2 separate regions of the Homo sapiens genome follow, and region 1 is linked to region 2. A link is an interaction called in ENCODE POLR2A ChIA-PET data of the cell type or tissue named here. Cell type or tissue: Caco-2. All regions are shown on one strand. Links, peaks and the distances in the headings refer to the core of each region. The heading gives the core; the rest is flanking DNA. Region 1 overlaps UVRAG (UV radiation resistance associated). Region 2 overlaps DGAT2 (diacylglycerol O-acyltransferase 2).

Region 1 (5,000 bases), core at 1-5,000, 92 kb before region 2:
CCATTGCACTCCAGTCTGGGCAACAAGAGTGAAACTTCGTCTCAAAAAAAAAGAGAACTGTAATCTACTAGCTACATCAGTCATGGGTACAGCAGAGATGGAGAACCAGTGGCAGCAAATAATCCAAGCAGGTGTCATCCTGTGCTCAATAAATAGTAGCTCTTCTTATTCCTGGAATAACGCTACTGGTCAAAAGAGAGGTATTTAACGTGATATTCCTTATTTCAACTTAATTTTCAGATTCTAGGTGAGGACATCCAGTAAGACAGAAAAAGCAAAATGCTATGAGAAAGCACATTCTTTCCTAAACACACACACAAATCCATCTTCATAAATTTCTTCAGACAAAGGTGTTTGTTAAACTAGGCAATGATTCAAACATAACAATGTAAGTAATATAAGTAAATAATAACATATGTAAATGATCATCAAGGTCTCTCTTAGTGATATAAGTAAACAGTCATAAAAGTCTCTCTTTATAATAGGAAACGCAGAATCAGAAGAATCAACAGAAAGGTTAGACACGTTAATTTGGAGATGACAACTACTTGAAACTACAGTCTAAAAATTACCTGCTGACCCAAGTATTTCAGCCCATCCAAACAGACTTTCCATTCAATCAACAGCTGGTAGATGTTCTCCTTTCCACCCCATATCTTCACCACGAAACAAGACACAGATGTATCAAGACGGTCTGGCATAATTCCAAAATCGAGACTTCGCCACGTGGGATTCTGCTCATGAAAATGAAAACACGCTTTAGGACAACTCTATTTGTTTACGATTATTTCAATTAGGTGACAAATCATTTTGTTTTTCAAAACCAAAAGACCTCATAAATACATTAAATTGCAAACTTAAGTAAGCCAAGAAGACATTACAATTAACACAAAAGGGGTGATAATGGTACTTTTGAATTTCTCTGCTTACTTATTATAGTCATTAGAAGAAGCGTATATTCCTATCACTCACTTACATGGTTTCATACGGTAATTCATTCATTTATTCGACACTTAATACGTGATTATTAACAGCCAACACATAAACAATGCCCTCAAAGAGGCTCCAACTTACTGTTGGATTCAAACCTCCATTTAAATAATTACACTGTTTTGTGCAAAGTTCAATAACAGAATTATGCATAAGGCTACACAGCAGAAGAGAAAGGAAAAATAAACTGATGAACAGGGGAAGACATCACAAAGGCTGTGAAACCTGGCTTTTAACAGATAAGTGGGCTTTCACCAGATTAAAATAAGTAATTTCAGGCAAAGAGGAACACAATATGAAAAGGGCTCAGAGGTGTAAAATGCCAAGGTGTGGTCAGGGCACTCAGGACTACTGCTGGAGCACACAATACAAAAGTGGCAGGACACAAAGCTGGACAGACACACAAGGAACTGAACTGAAGGATCTTTTATGCCTTTTGCTAGGAGGGAATACTTTACTCTGTACAACAGTGGGGCCATTGAAATGTTTTCAAGTTGAAAATAACAAGGTCAGCTTTATGCTCTGAAAGAACATTATTTCTCATTAAGAGAACCGTCCAGGGAGTCGAAACCCTCTCTGAAAAGTGAAAATGTTAAGGAGCTTTCATAACATCAAAGGAATGAACTACAATGTAATACATCAACTACTTTTGCTTATTTCCCCTACATTAAACATAAGGGGGTCTCCCTCTCCCTCTCCCTCTCCCTCCCCCTCCCCCTCCCTGTCCCTGTCCCTGTCCCGTCTCCCCACGGTCTCTCTCTCTCTCTCTTTCCATGGTCTCCCTCTGATGCCGAGCTGAAGCTGGACTGTACTGCTGCCATCTCGGCTCACTGCAACCTCCCTGCCTGATTCTCCTGCCTCAGCCTGCCGAGTGCCTGCGATTGCAGGCGCGCGCCGCCACGCCTGACTGGTTTTCATATTTTTTTGGTGGAGACTGGGTTTCCCTGTGTTAGCCGGGCTGGTCTCCAGCTCCTAACCGCGAGTGATCCGCCAGCCTCGGCCTCCGGAGGTGCCGGGATTGCAGACGGTGTCTGGTTCACTCAGTGCTCAATGGTGCCCAGGCTGGAGTGCAGTGGCGTGATCTCGGCTCGCTACAACCTCCACCTCCCAGCCGCCAGCCTTGGCCTCCCAAAGTGCCCAGAGTGCAGCCTCTGCCCGGCCGCCACCCCGTCTAGGAAGTGAGGAGCGTCTCTGCCTGGCCGCCCATCGTCTGGGATGTGAGGAGCCCCTCTGCCTGGCTGCCCAGTCTGGAAAGTGAGGAGCGTCTCTGCCCGGCCGCCATCCCATCTAGGAAGTGAGGAGCGCCTCTTCCCGGCCACCATCCCATCTACGAAGTGAGGAGCGTCTCTGCCCGGCCGCCCATCGTCTGAGATGTGGGGAGCACCTTTGCCCCGCCGCCCCGTCTGGGATGTAAGGAGCGCCTCTGCCCGGCCGTGACCCCGTCTGGGAGGTGAGGAGCGTCTCTGCCCAGCCGCCCCATCTGAGAAGGGAGGAGACCCTCCGCCCGGCAACCGCCCCATCTGAGAAGTGAGGAGCCCCTCCGCCCGGCAGCCGCCCCGTCTGGAGAAGTGAGGAGCCCCTCCGCCCGGCAGCCACCCCGTCTGGGAAGTGAGGAGCGTCTCCGCCCGGCAGCCGCCCCGTCTGGGAGGGAGGTGGGGGTCAGCCCCCACCAGGCCAGCCGCCCCGTCCAGGAGGGAGGTGGGGGGGTCAGCCCCCCGCCAGGCCAGCCGCCCCGTCCGGGAGGGAGGTGGGGGGGTCAGCCCCCCGCCCGGCCAGCCGCCCCGTCCGGGAGGTGAGGGGCGCCTCTGCCCAGCCGCCCCTACTGGGAAGTGAGGAGCCCCTCTGCCTGGCCAGCCGCTCCGTCCGGGAGGGAAGTGGGGGGGTCAGCCCCCCGCCCGGCCAGCCGCCCCGTCCAGGAGGTGAGGGGCGCCTCTGCCCAGCCGCCCCTACTGGGAAGTGAGGAGCCCCTCTGCCTGGCCAGCCGCTCCGTCCGGGAGGGAGGTGGGGGGGTCAGCCCCCCGCCCGGCCAGCCGACCCGTACGGGAGGGAGGTGGGGGGGGTCAGCCCCCCGCCCGGCCAGCCACCCCGTCCGGGAGGGAGGTGGGGGGGGTCACCCCCCGCCCAGCCAGCCGCCCCGTCCGGGAGGGAGGTGGGGGGGTCACCCCCCGTCCGGGAGGTGAGGGGCACCTCTGCCCGGCCGCCCCTACTGGGAAGTGAGGAGCCCCTCTGCCCAGCCACCACCCCGTCTGGGAGGTGTGCCCAACAGCTCATTGAGAACGGGCCATGATGACAATGGCGGTTTTGTGGAATAGAAAGCGGGGAAAGGTGGGGAAAAGATTGAGAAATCAGATGGTTGCCGTGTCTGTGTGGAAAGAAGTAGACATGGGAGACTTTTGATTTTGTTCTGTACTAAGAAAAATTCTTCTGTCTTGGGATCCTGTTGATCTGTGACCTTACCCCCCAACCCTGTGCTCTCTGAAACATGTGCTGTGTCCACTCAGGGTTAAATGGATTAAGGGCGGTGCAAGATGTGCTTTGTTAAACAGATGCTTGAAGGCAGCATGCTCGTTAAGAGTCATCACCACTCCCTAATCTCAAGTACCCAGGGACACAAACACTGCGGAAGGCCGCAGGGTCCTCTGCCTAGGAAAACCAGAGACCTTTGTTCACTTGTTTATCTGCTGACCTTCCCTCCACTATTGTCCCATGACCCTGCCAAATCCCCCTCTGTGAGAAACACCCAAGAATGATCAATAAAAATAAAAATAAAAAATAAAAAATAAAAAAAAAACATAAGGGCTTTCACTGCTGAATGTAAACAAAATCAACCTATTACCAATTTTCATATTATGTAAATCAGTAAATCAAAGGGTCTTCAGATAAGGGTAACTAACTGTTCTTGGCTTTGTGGCAGTTTTTTTTTTTTTCCTGACCAAAGTGTAAGGTGGGAGAGGACACTGAAATACTACCACAAATAACATGATGATAACCTAGCACACACATTTATGCAGTCAGTTTTATACTGGATTGTATAAAAACTAAATGCTAGCCATGCAAGAATTTCAGTCTAAGATCAACAGAATTCCACTCTTAAATGACCTCCAGTCTGTATCTCACTATAACTGTTTTAGCAGCCCTGCTAAATAGGGGCAGAGTTTCAATTAAATGTGAAGACAACAATAAGGTCTGGGAGTAACTATGCTGATCCACACTACAAGAAATGCTTACAAAGTTCTTCAGGCTAAAGGGAAACAACACTGGATATAGACTTGGATCTAGGCAAAAGAATGGAGAGCACTGGCAATTGTAAACATGTGGGTAAATATAAAAGACTATATGGCCCAAGGGTGAATGGGTGAATGGAAGGGAGCCATCCATTTCTGATAATGACTGATGAGACAATCCTCTCACTGAAAACAACTAAAATGTCAGGTAAAATATTTTTTAAATAATAATAATAATCACCATTAACATCAAAGAATTTCCAAACCAAGGAAGAAAGAACCCAGAGAGGTAAGTGGAGATCTAGAGGTCTTTGTCGTGAAGCCATGACGGATCTATACAAAGCCGGGGCTTTGGTTTTCACATTCTTTTTCTTTTTTTCTTTTTGGGGTAGAGACAGGGTCTCACCATGTTGCCCACACTGGTCTCTAAGTCATGGGCTCAAGCAATGCTCCCACCTCAGCGTCCCAAAGTGCTAGGATTACAGGGGTAAGCCACTGCACGTGGCCAGTTTTGGCATTCTTAAAGGAAGCAAGGACATAATTCAAGAGCCAGGCCCAGGTCCCATCCATGACTAAAAAATGTCCCTCTCCACACTGAGGACCACAAAAGGGCTATACCCCTAAACAGCATAAGTGAAACTAAACTAAATCCACCAAATCCCTACACACAGATGTCTGTAGGGAAAGTTGCCATGACAGATGAGAGGAGAACCTTCCTTGGAAGAAGAAATTACACAGAATGCAGCAGAGATAAAAAGACCAATATGAAAAAAAAAAAAAAGGTTT
Region 2 (13,175 bases), core at 3,209-8,208:
TTAAACTGAGATCTCCAGCAGCAACGGGGGAGAGGGAGACCCAGGAAGCTGGAATCAATCCAATGGGGAAATCCAGGGATTGAATCTCTCCCAGAGAAACAGGCAGTAGGAAATCAGTGGAAAAGAACCTGGGCCCTGAATTCAATAAGCCTGGATGGTGGTTGCAATGTTGCCATCATACTAGACTATGCAGCCTGGACAAGTCCTGCCCATCTCTGAGGCTCAGTTTCTTTACCTCCAAAATTAGAGGGTTGGGTCCTATGATGCAACTTTCTCCCAACAAAAACAGCTTCAAATTTTCTGCAGTTAGAGAGATGGGGTCAGGAAAAGGAGAAGGAACGCTGACCCTGAGGAGCAGGAAGGTCCCGGGAAGACTGGGCTTAGGCTAAGGATGAGCAGAAGGAGCTGGCCCTGCCACCCCCAAAATACCGAATGCAGTGAAGGATGCAGGGTTACCCAGCCACTGCCCCCAGGCAACACACCAGGATCTCAGTCACTGACTCACAACAGCAAATATACACCACCCTGCACCCTGCACAGAACTCTTTCACATTCACGTGCTGCCTCCACTCTTCAGCACCCCTACCTTCTGCAGGGTACTCAGCAGCTAGGGTGTGCTGGAGCTGGGGTGTGGAGTGAGCTGGCCAGACAGGTCTTTCCCCTGTGGGGAAAACCTTCAGGATCCTGCCAGAGTTATCCTCAATTCACCAGGATTGCCCACATGCATCAGGGCCAGATGGCTGTGCCTCACCAGCCCAGCTTGCAGACCAGGCAGGGGCCAGACAGAGCTGAGACTGAAAGCCAAACTGAGCCACCATTTCCCTGTCAGGACCTCAGGGCTGGCCCAAAGAAGATGGATACTCAGAAGAGCAGTGGGGTCCCCAGCACAGCCAGTGACACAGTAGAAAGGAAATGAAGAGACCAACTTGGTCTAAACTTGCTTCCCTGTGGGTGGGTTAAGGCCTGAGTTCAGATTTCCCATCCATTCCCACCCTCCCAAAACAACACTCACAGCACTTTACCTGGATGGGAAAGTAGTCTCGAAAGTAGCGCCACACAGCCCAGTTTCGGACCCACTGTGACCTCCTGCCACCTTCCAGGGAATAAAATACAGAGTTGGTGGGGGTGGGGGTACATTTGGGCAAGGCAGACAAGACAGGGCCAGTGTGAAACCCAAGCAGGTGACCATCACCCCATGCACCATGCCCCCTTCCCATCAGGCCCCTTTCCACATTCATTCCTTCATGTTATGCAAACCCTCGACTGAGTGTGAACTCTTGTCAGGACCAGAACAGTGCCCTTTGAGGGGCTTTTAACCTCCCCCCAAAAGGACTAGTCCAGTGCTTTTCACAAAGTGGGTGTTAAAAGAAACAGCACTCAGGATGAGGCCCTTCAGCTTGTGCAGGGGGAAGAGCATCCCTAGAATGAGAGGTGGGGCAAGGGAGGCCTTGCACTTACCTTTCTTGGGTGTGTTCCAGTCAAACACCAGCCAAGTGAAGTAGAGCACAGCGATGAGCCAGCAATCAGTGCAGAATATGTACATGAGGATGGCACTGCAGGCCACTCCTGGGGGGCAGATGGCCACAGGTCAGGTCCTACTGGGCTTCATCTCCCCTCTGGGCCATGGTGGATGGAGTGAGTGTTTACTGTGGCACTAAGCTAGGCACACCCAGGGCCATGGGCATGGGGCCCACAAACCCTGAGAAATAGCTACAGGAATGTTCAGCCCAGGTAGGAGCAGATTCCTGGGACAAGAGGAGCCTCATCTCCCAGACTCTGATGGACTGTCCTGGCATCGAGGGGCCCATGGGCTCCATGTTATCTGGACAGGAGCACCAAAGGAGATAGGCTTCAGCTTCTTGTGAAGCTGCTCTTACTGTCCCCTCCTTGTGTGCGCCCCCATGCCAGCACCCAGCCCAGACACTGTGGATAAGGGGAGGGAACACCTACCCAGTGCCTCTGCATCTCAAGACTGGGGCTGAGCCACTGTCTCAAGTGTAAGGCAGGGTGACTTTGCCCCATTTTAGAGATAAGAACACTGAGGCTCAAGGGGGAGATAACTTGCCCAAGGTCACCCAGCAGGACAGTGGCAGAGCCAGGATTCAAACACAGGTCTGACTCTACAGTCCGTTCTCTGTATTAGGCTTTAGAAATTCACCAAAGTCCCAGACCATCACTAGAGGGACCGGAGAGGGGACACTTGCCCAGGAGGAGGGCTGGCTCCCTTCCAACATAACGGCAATCCAGGAAGTCCCAGGCCAAAGCGCAGAGCCCATCAGCCTCCCTGTCTTCAAAAACTTCAGCAGCCAGGCACAGTGGCTCACACCCGTAATCCCAGCACTTTGGGAAGCTGAGGTGGTGGACTGCTTGAGCTCAGAAATTCAAGACCAGCCTGGGCAACATAGCGAGACTCCATCTCTACAAAAAAATTTAAAAAATTAGCTGGGCAAGGTGGCATGTGCCTGTAGTCCCAGCTACTCAGGAGGCTGAGATGGGAAGACTCCTTAAGCCAGGAGTTTGAAGCTGCAGTGAGCCATGATCGCGCCACTACACTGCAACCTGGGCAACAGAGGGAATCTCTGTCTCAAAAGTAAAAAAAAAAAAACCCTAACAGCACACTTGGAAGACTTGCCTGGGGGCTGGCTTCCACTGGTCACCATGTTCTGGGCCTGTAGGTCATAAGAGAGACTAATCTAGCCTGGCACAGAAAGGAAGGAGAGCTTGTGCCATGCCTGCTTTATCTCATGGCTCGCCACTAGCTGCCCTCAGCAGGGCTTCTCTCTTTCCATTTTTTACCCAACCTTTAAGGCCTATCTCAGACCTCAGCTCTTCAAGAAGTGTTCCCCAATATCATACTATCTACATATCATCTCTTGCCTGTGAATTTCCCACACTGGGTGGGGAGGCATCTTCTTTGGTCCTTGGCATTCAGCACAAGGGCAAGGGCAGCAGGTACTCATGTTTGGTGGGAGAAGCATGGACTCCTTCTAGGACTTTTTCCACTGCCCAAGAAGGGAGGCCAACCCTTGCTGTGTGCCCATTCCCTGGTGGTCCCAGGTGCTGTAGGCTGCCTGGCTCTGGATGTCATGCTCTCTTCTCACCATGTTGAGCCTCCTTTGGTTTCCCATGGGAGAAGATAAGGCTGGATGTAGACTCTCCATGAGCCTAAAGGGAGGGAAATGGTAGCCCCTTGTTGCCCCCCAATCTAGCCCTGTTCTAGACTCCTGAGCCAGCCTCTCCCCAGGGTAGCTAAAAACAGGGTACAACTCTCTTGTTGGGAGGAACAGTGAATACAGAGTGACGAGATGTCCAATTTTTCAGGACCAGCTTAGGGGTGTGACATCGCAGAAGGGAAGACAAGTTTCTAGGGAAGCATGTGCAGCCTACAAGAGCCTGTTAAAAGCAAACTGTGAAAAGCTTACGGTAGCTTGGTGAATAGCTATGTCTAAAGGCTGCCTACAAAGTCATACTTACTGTTCAGCAGTCTGCCTGATTCCCTTTCTTGGGCCTGAAAAGGGAAGACTCTAGCCCCCCAGACTCTACAGGCATCCAGGCTCCTCTAGTGGCATCCTCTAGGTGGATGCTCCAGGTGGGCCAGATAGGGACGATGAGGTTTAGGCTATGGTCTGAGCATCCTGGAAACCTAGCTTCCAGAAATCTCTAACTCTCTTGAGGGGTAAAAGGACCAGAGGGGGCTGAGCTCCAGGCCCCACTGCTTAGAGGGCTGGTCTCTCTGGGAAGGGGGGTAACCCTACCCACTTGTCCTTACTCTGCTGCTGAGGCAGCCTGGATGGAGAAGAAGAGGCCTGATGGGGTATCCAGAGACTGAATTCTAGCCTGGCCTTTCTCAGCTGGGGGCTCCCTCCCCTCCCCTATGTGTCCACAGCCCTCTCTGAAACCACTCACCATCCCTTTCATCATCTGCCTCCCTCATTGGACTCCCACTAACAGACAGCCCTTCAGCCCGAGCTCCTTGGGAGCAGAAACCAGGTCAGATTAATCTCTCCAGCCCCAGAAACCAAACACAGGAAGAGCAAAAGGATGAACTAAATCCACCAAATGACCTTCCTTTCTCAGAGCCTAATCCTTGTCCTCTGAACAACAGGCTCTGGTTCCATGCTCTTAGGTTGTGGGGCTGCAGTAAAAACCACTGTTGCTGAGCTCATGAGAAGCTTAGAAGGCCCTGCTTTGCCCCACACATGGAAGGCTCAGGACCACTTTCACACATCACCTGCTTCCTGCACATTATGGTGGCCTACAAAGACACTTGTGATACAAAATTCTGAAGCCACGAGGCCTGTGGTGCAGGGCAGCCTGTGGATGCTCAATGGCAGGGAAGGCAGCAGTGTGGCCTGGTGAAGAGCATGGACTCTGAGACCAAACAGACCTGGAGCCTTGGCCCTGCCACTTGCTGGCCAAGCCCCATTCCTAAGCCTTAATTTCCTTACAGGGTATTGGGAAAATTAAATATGATGTTTGAACTTACTCAGCCTGACACACAATATCCATGGACTTGGATGGGGAAACAAATGACATCTAAATTTTCACTTATCTCTTATGGAAATGTGGCATTTCCTTCACTTACCAATATAATAAATCACAGAATTATCAGCAGTACTTATGACACAAATAAATAACAAAGGTATTTTCATATAACTTTGTAGCAGTTGCAGATATCTTAAAAAAAATCATTTCTTCTCATCACTACTTAAGAACTATAGTAATTATTACATGTGCTGCTAGATCTTTTTATTTACTGTAATAAAAAGGCACCTGTTACTACATGTCTAATCAGCTTTTTTAATGTATAGATATTTATATTTTATTATCAGTAGTTTCCTTTGAAATCCAATGCACCTTGTATTAAATACTCTAAAACACTGAGAAAGGGCATAGGCCTCATCAAAATGACAGAGGGTTCCATGGCACAAAGTGGTGAAAAATCTCTGGTCCAGGGAGAGACCAACAGGGCCACCACGGTCTTTGCTTGCCAGGTGAGCTTCTGCCAGCAGGTTTGAGAGGCAGAGGGAAGGAGTGGCTGGGGCTGCTGAGGGCAGTAATTAGCAGTAGCTCAGGAGATCTGCCTGTCCAACGAGGCCAGGTTCCCACCTATGCGAGGCGAGGCGAGGTGAGGCCAGGCGAGGGTGTTGAGAAGATGCTGGGCCGGTTTCTGGGCTGTGGTTGGGTCTGATCAATTATTAACCTATAGCCTGGGGCCAGTCCCCATCACATGCTGCGTGAGCTGGTGTTCTACAAGCTGCTCAGCTCCCTACCAGCCAGGCCCAGACCCATTAAGACAGGGATAGTGGTAGCTTTGGGGTGCAACAGGGAACAAAGAGAGCTGGTGTAGCAGACTAGGCAGGGGGTCTGGGAGGCTGGAGTCCCTGGGTTCTTGTCCTGGTCCCAGTACTTTCTTCTCATGTGACCCCAAGTAAGGCTCCATCCTCGCCAGGCCTCCACTTCCTTTTTTAACAAGAAGGGGTCACACTGTGCTCACTACTCTAGGATTCTAGTAAGTGGCCAAATGCAAGCCATGTTAGGGGTCTGAGTCCTGAGGGAGACTGTTTAGTTTGCTCAGTTCTTCCAACCAGTGTTTGTCTTCTTGAGGCTACCTGTCCCTGTAAGACTTTGAGGACAGCTATGGCCCTTCTCCCCAGAAAAATGTGCACATACTCATATATAATCTTGCATCTAATTTTAAGGGTTCATGGATCCCCCCACTCAAAGCCCGTTCTTGGGCCTAAAGGTGAAGACTGGCTGTTTCAGCCCCAGTTCACTAATTCTGGGCTTCCAGGAATGTGGGCTCCCTGGGGAATGCACTGAGTTTCTGCTAAAATCCCAACTCTGCCATTTAATGAGCTTCACAGTAGCAGGTAGTTGATGAACCTTTGTGAATTTGCATTTTCTCACCTGTGAAGTTCTATCCCTTGGCCCTGCAAACATGGTCTCAGTCTCAGAGCGCCCCATGCACCTGCCTGAAGGACAGCTGCTCAGCACTGACATGGTAAGTCCTGATGATCCCCTACCAGCCTATACAGTCCCGAAGAGTGGGTTGCCCAGAGGGACTGGCTCACAGGCACTGGAATGCACTCTGTGATGCTCTGGAGCAGGTTCATCTGCCTTGACGTGCTGAGGAAGCTACCTGCTATGCTGAGAGCACAGGGGTCTGGGGAAAAACAAGAGGCTTCTTCCCTCCCCTCAGACATTCGTGTTGTCCTGCCCCTGGCCTGGATGGCAACCTAAGGAGTGAGGGTATCTAGCCAGACCTGCAGAAAAAGCAACCAAAGCACCGATGTGGGCTGTGCTGAGAGATAGCAGGGAGCAGGCCTCGGGAAGCACCTGGGGAATGTGCTCAGCTGAGGATGGGTGTGGGCTGGGAGTGGGGTCTGAGGGCACCTCCCGATGATTCCCATGTAATGGGGGCCCATCATGACCAGGCCCTGTGCCAGGTGCTCTCATTTCTTATCTTCAATCCTCAAAAAAGCCATGTGAAGCAGGCACTTTCCTCACACTCAAAATGAGGAAACTAACACTCAGAGAGCTCAAATAACCTGTGTAAGGTCACAGAGCTTGTCTGCAGGAGATTCAGGACTTAAACCTGGCACCAAACCACCTTAAGGCAAAGTAACATACCTGCTGGAAAATGTCTGTTGGTGGGCAGGGTGGCATTGTGGGAAAGGCACAGGCTTTGGGGGTCCTGTAGACAGGGATTCAAATCTGTGTGACCTTGGGCAAGTTACCTATCTTCTCTAAGACTTGAGGTTTCCCATCTGTAAATGGGAACTATCACACCACCTCCCACTGAATCTTGCTGAATCTTCATGCATGCTGAGGGGTAGAGCACTTGATCTGGGACCCAAAAGATAGATGTGGAAAGGTGCTGTGGGGCAGCATGTGTAAGAGTTACTCTTATTCCCTCACCCCTGTAGAGCAGGGCTCCTGCTCTACCTCTTTTGGGGAAGTGGACACTGCCTGCCCACCTGCCCTCCCTCTAAGGCCCAGCTTACCCAGTACAAGGAAGGACAGGACCCACTGGAGCACTGAGATGACCTGTAGCTGCTTTTCCACCTTGGACCTATTGAGCCAGGTGACAGAGAAGAGGTCCTGGAGGGCGGAGAGGATGCTGGATCCAGTGCCTACAGCAGAGGGAAGATGTCAGTCCACTGTCACCCTTCTCTCCAGTCATGGGGTCCCCAGTACAAACCTCACCTCCCACAGGTACCCTTCTAGATATGAGAAGAGCATCAGCTATAGAATCAGACAGACCTGGGTTCAGATCCTAGCCCTCCACCTCATGGCTTTGTAACTCTGGGCTGTCTGCATGCTCCCCTGTGCCCTGGTTTCTATAGATACACAATGGGAATGGTATCGCACTCGGGGTCATTTTGGAGACCACATGAAGTATCTAAAGAGGCTAGTCCAAGGGCTAGGCCTTGGGAAGTCTCTCATAATTGCCAGTTCTCTCCCATCCCCTCCACCCCAGTCAAACTCCTGTCCCTTATCTGAATCTAGTACAAATATTTAATTTTGCTATCTGTCTGTGAGGCCAAGGACAGAGGTTCAACATCCAATTTGCAATGGTTTTTTTTCTCCAAGTGTACTTTGAGCATCCCCAATCCCTGCTCTGCCTTCTGTATGTCCCAGACTAATACCCCTTCTCCAAGGAGCTGAACCCTCTTGCCCCCACCCCCAACACCACTGATTCCCCACACCACTACCACTTTCAGAGAGATGTAAATGTTCAGCCTCATCTCAGTGCCCAAAGCGTGGGGCCCAGAAAGGAGTAAGGTGGGAGCCTTTGCTTCCCCAAAGGGCCCAGTAGCCAGTGAGCTTCAGGCAGCCTGAAGGACACTGAGGGCTGTAATTATGTTCACTATCAATCAAGTGCCAAGCCTGGAAGTTAGGACGAGATGTGCCCACTTAATTGGCTTGGTGCCCCTAGGATGACACCCTGGACTCCAGCAGCTGATGGGCAGTAGGGACAGGAAGCCTGGTGACTGCAGGAGACAGCACTGGGGAAGAGCATGGGTGAAGGTTCCTCACCCATACCCCATTCCTTCCGGCAGCTGAAGAAGTGGGCCACCTCAAACCCCTCTTTGCTGAACCCCCACTACATGCCCTTTGCTCAACACATCTTCACCAAGCACCTACTGTGTGCCCATTAAATATTCCTTCATACCATCTGCTCTGTGAAAGACCCAGAGCACAGATGAGTTAGTCACAATCTTGTCCTTGAGGGTCTCATGACCTTTCAACTGAGCCTACAAGCTGGGAGCAGGGAGAAAGACGGATTTAGGGGCCTACACTCAAGCCTTTGCTTTTCTTCAAAATCTGCAAAGCAACAAAGCCACAGCAGAGTTTAGAAAGATATCTACCCTTATGAGCTGAAAGTTAACAACTGCTTTGACTTTTAGGAGGAAGGAAGGAAATGCTAGGCCTCAAGATGGCCCCTTTCCCTGGTGTGATGCATCAGAGGGAAAGGGCTTAGTTTAGCAGAAGAGTCAAACCTAGGTTCAGACTTTGGTTCTACTCACTATGTGACCCCAGGCAAGCTTGCAGGGTTCACTGCCACATCCTCAGTGCACAAATTGGGTGTTCAGTAGCATCTAATAACACCACTGGCATAACTGGGGTGGAGGCGGCAGGATGTGAACTCACAAAAGCAAATAAAGAGGCTGGGCCATAGAGCCATTCCAGAGGTCTGCCTCATAATTGCTCCTTCGCCCCCTTTACAAAAATCCTACCTTCATAGGACTTTCCCACCTCCAGACTTGCCCAGCAACCCATCTTAGAGCCTGAGAGCCCTCTGGGGTCATCCAGTATAGCCTAATTGGACAGCCAGGGAGACTGGGGACCAGAGACAGGCACTGACTAGCCCAGGGCTACCCAGGCAGTAGGCGGCAGAGCCAGGACTGAAACCCAGCATTCCTGACCCTGCTTAGAGGACCTCCCCTTTCCCCAGAGCAGCTCTGAGTGCAAAGGCTCTGTACACAGGACACAGTCGGAGGGTCATGCTCAGGGCCTGGTCAACCTGCCCAGCAGTGGGACCTGGCCAGATGAGTTCATCACATGCTTATCCTTGAGGGTCTCATAACCTTTCACCTTCACCTACAAGTGGGACAGGACTGGGTGAGTATATAAGGGAGGGAAGTGAAGTCCAAGCACAGGCTTGAACCCTTGATCCAAGGGCTGGGGCTGGACAAGTCATCTTCCAGCAGCTGGCTCTGCCTCCTGAGCCATGCTGGATGAAGTGAAGCAGGAGCCATGGCCACCGGAGGCTGGTTAAGTGGCAGGTGAGTTCCTGTTCCATCTGAGGCAGGCTGGATGCCCTGGCTAGACAGAAGACAAAATGTACTCTAGCACTTTCCTACTCAAAGCGTGGTCTGGGAACAGCAGCATCAGCATCACCTGGGAGCGGGTTAGAAATGCAGGACTTTGGGCTCCAGACTGGATTTACTGAATCAAAATCTGCATTTTAACAAGATCCCCAGGTGATTAAGTCTGAGAAACACCACTATAAATGCTTCAGTCCAAACACTCAGGTAGGGGCTGGGGTGAGACACAGCACCGGGGAACACCACCTTCTATTTGGCAGGAAAAAAAGGCAAAGCATGCCTTCTCGTGGCTGACTTGCTTCCCGTTGCAGACAGGCCCCTGAAGCCAGTGGTTTGAGGGGTGCGTAGGGAAGAGGCATGCTGGGAGTCAACTTATCTAGCTCCCTACCTTGACGCCAGGGCCAGCCCCCATGCAGCTTGGAGGAGGAGTATAGAAATTTCACTGATGACATATCCCCAACTGAAACAACTGAGAAGACCTAAAAATTCTTCATCGTGCCTAATCCAAATCTCTCTGCTAAGCTTATTAGGTGTCTTAAAATTAGGTAAAGTCATAGCGCAGGAAACGCACGCCATCTTGTTCAACCCTCACCCCGTTATACAGACTGGAAATTGAGGGCCTGCGGGAGTCTCCCAAGTCCCGCAGCAAGGTGGGTCTGCAGGCTCAGGCTTTTCCCACACTGCTGGTTCGGTTCTCACCCTGCCTTATCCAGCCCCAACTACCGCCCACAGCTCGCTCTGCCAACAAGTGGGAAATGCAGTCTACCAAGTGAACCCTCACTTCCCATCTGCCTGGGCAACTGTACCGGGACTGCTGCAAGGTGGTGAGCTCTAAGTCCCAAATACCAAATGGCAAGTGCTTCCGTGGGCGTTAGAGTTGGGAGGCTCCTGGAGAGGGAAGCTGGGAGGACTGCACCTCTGCTTTCTCAGGCCCAGGCCCTCTCAGGCAATCCCAACCTGGCTGACCATGGAGGCCGTGGCCTGGGAGCTGGCCTGGCCATGGATGCTGAACCCCGGGCCAGTGGGAGCCCCCAGTCCACCTCAGAAATATTCTAGGCAGAGGCCCTTCCCTGCTTTGCTTACCTGATGATTCCCTGATAATGAGATAAAGCAATACATCCTTCAAAACCCAGAGATGGTGATAAGGCAGCAGTCTTCCAGGAAGCCTTTGGAAAGAGAAGGCCTTTCCTTCTCTGGGATGATAAACACTAAGGTCTATGCAGGCCTGGAATTGCCAGGGGCTATCTTGCCACCCACAGAAATAACCTATTTGAAGATAAAGTCAGACCCGCACAATGGAGAAACAAAAGAGCATCCTCCTCAGGGTTCCCACAGCCTCTGGCCTTGTTCTAACTGCTGATTACAAGCTGATTCTCCATCACACTGGAAGCTGCCCGAAGGCCAGGCCTGGGTCTGATCCATATCTGGATCCCCAGTGCCCTGTCAGGCCAGCCCCAAGGAGGTGCTCTGGCCACTCTTCAGGCCCCCGGAGTTCCCTCCATGCAGGGCTGAGTGAAAGGTATGATGCACAAGAGGCCCATAAAGCTTTGGGAGACCCTCCATGCCCTTGCACAGGCACTTGGACTCCTGTGAGTTTGGCACCAACACCCTATTTTGATGGTGATACCGGGTCAAGGTCACTCAGCCAGATGCTGGCAAAGCTGAACCCAATTCAGGCCCAACCTTCAGGCCTGCATCTGCTCCGATGTTGCATGTCCCCAAGTTCCTTCTCTCTGCTCCCCACAACAAAGCAGGGGGCAGTGGTGGGGAGCTGGAAGGGGAAGGGGAGAAATGAATGATCTGTTTTCCTTCAGAGGGGTGGGTCAGGAGCAGGCATCTTCTACAGCAGGTAGAGTGGCAGCAGGACTTGGGTTTCTAGACCCAGCTCTGCCACCAACTCCCATGCTAAGTCTCCTCACCTCTCTGGGCTTCAGTTTCCCCATCTATGAAATGGGGGTAAGGAGGGTGAAGTCTGTGATCTCTGGCACCCACCCTCCTGAGGACTCCTGTCAGGGTATTTGGGACCTAGAGCTTACCATCTTGCAGTAGTTCTGGTACCGTTGCTCAGGCAGATGGGAAGTGAGGGTTCAGTTGGGCACCCCCAAAACACTGCCAGTCCTTGCCACCTGGCTGTCAGTACTTCCTCTGCCCCAGCTGTGGCTGGGAGGAGTCCAGCAGAAGCTGGTGGGGATGCCGATGCTGCAATCAGATGCCACCACATGCCACCACCTTCACACCCAGTCTGACTGTTCCTGACTCCTGGGTGGGGCCACCAGGGAGCCTCAGCATCCAGCCAAGTCCCTGCTCCTATCTGCCCCCTCACCACATCTGCACTCTCTCTGCACACTCCCACAGCACCAATGTCACTTTACTTGGCCATCCCACTGCCAGTGACGCATGGGTGCCAGGACTTGGTACCTGATTCATCTGTGGTAAGAGGGGCTCATAGAGGTTTACTGCATAGCTGAGCAAATCCATAAGCAAATCCAGAGCAGCCTCAGAGGCAGCTATAGGCCTGGATGCCCAAGTTAGACTGGGCTGCCTGGCAGGAGGCAAAACCAGCCCCATCACTGAGGACTGACCCCAGAGATGGGGGATGAGCCTCTTTTGCCCTCCCTAGGTACAAGTTTCTCCACCTATAAAGGGAACACAACCCTGCTACCTACAGATGTCTCTGTTTTATGGGGGCAGATGAGACAGGCTGTAGGGGAAGATTCCCAACAGAAGACTCAAATGGCTGCTCCCAGGCAGCACTTGCTTTACACACAGCTCATTTGCTCCTACCTTTGGGGAAGGCAGAGGGAGTAGAGCTGCCAGAGAGGCCCAGAGCAGCTCTTTTACCACCCGGAAAGCAATCCCCTTCTCCTGCGCCTATGTGGGGCTTCACCGTCCCACAGCACTCTCTGGGAAGGTAGGCAAGGGGAGAACTGGCAATCCTGTTTCACAGAGAAGGAAACTGAGGTGAGGTGAAGCCCAAAGAGGCAAAATCACTTGCTTGAGGTCAGGGTGTGGGAGCCAGGACTTAAAGAAGGTATTCAGGCTCCCAGTCCCTCATCATCTCTACAATGCTACGCTGTTGAGCGCTGGCCCCACCAAACACGCCAGCCCACACCTGGACTTCAGGAACATATCCTGGCAAAGGAGAGCTCCCTCCTCTGCCCATATCATGCTCAAAGTCTCATGTGGATGTTCTAGTGAGACTGGATTCCACCCCCGCAACCCATGTGCTTTCAAGCAGTTCTCAGACCCAGGGCCCAGCCCAGGGCTGGGGTGTTGAAGGGTGTCTGTGAGCACCTCTTTGCCCAATATCTGATATCAAAGTGACCAGGAAGGCCACACCTCGGGGCTGATGAAACCCAAGTTTTCAGGGCTTCCTCTCACATGCCTGAGGGCAGCAGTGTCTGAGCCCCAACCCCCTAAATCTGAGAAAGAGGGCCCTGGGCCAGCTCTGCCCTTGCCTGGCTCTGTGACCTCGGGCAAGTCACCTAACTCTAGCTTTGGTTTTCTTATCTATAGGATGAGGGTGATAATCCTCACCTCACAGGATTTTGGGGAACATTAAATTTTTTTTTTTTTTTTTTTTTTGAGACGGAGTCCCGATCTGTCGCCCAGGCTGGAGTGCAGTGGTGCGATCTCGACTCGCTGCAACCTCCGCCTCCAGGGTTCACTCCATTCTCCTGCCTCAGCCTCCCGAGTAGCTGGGACTACAGGCACCCGCCACAACGCCCGGCTAATTATTTGTATTTTTGGTAGAGATGGGGTTTCACCATGTTAGCCAGGATGGTCTCGATCTCCTGATCTCGTGATCCGCCCGCCTAGGCCTCCCAAAGTGCTGCGATT

The links. ChIA-PET counts read pairs that join two places held together with the same protein. Peaks named below come from ENCODE experiments on the same cell type or tissue, not always from the same donor. Only the 100,000 strongest peaks of a DNase experiment are listed, where the experiment ranks them.
Region 1: POLR2A ChIA-PET joins it to region 2 with 5 read pairs; 3 of 35 experiments call an interaction of 5 or more read pairs at or near these places.

The regions. Positions count from the first base shown.
Region 1 is chr11:75,875,613-75,880,612 of GRCh38, reverse strand. UVRAG (UV radiation resistance associated) reads right to left here. Exons shown (of 15, transcript NM_003369.4): 4 at 573-734. Among named protein-coding and RNA genes, the nearest start is that of UVRAG, 63 kb to the right of the region's middle. In Caco-2, for the core only: no CTCF peak of the experiment used is centred there; a DNase peak (open chromatin) is centred at 2,488.
Region 2 is chr11:75,778,579-75,791,753 of GRCh38, reverse strand. DGAT2 (diacylglycerol O-acyltransferase 2) reads right to left here. Exons shown (of 8, transcript NM_032564.5): 2 at 7,008-7,136; 3 at 1,459-1,566; 4 at 1,023-1,093. Among named protein-coding and RNA genes, the nearest start is that of DGAT2, 16 kb to the right of the region's middle. RefSeq lists a silencer at 5,016-5,310 and an enhancer at 9,776-10,342. In Caco-2, for the core only: no CTCF peak of the experiment used is centred there; a DNase peak (open chromatin) is centred at 5,133.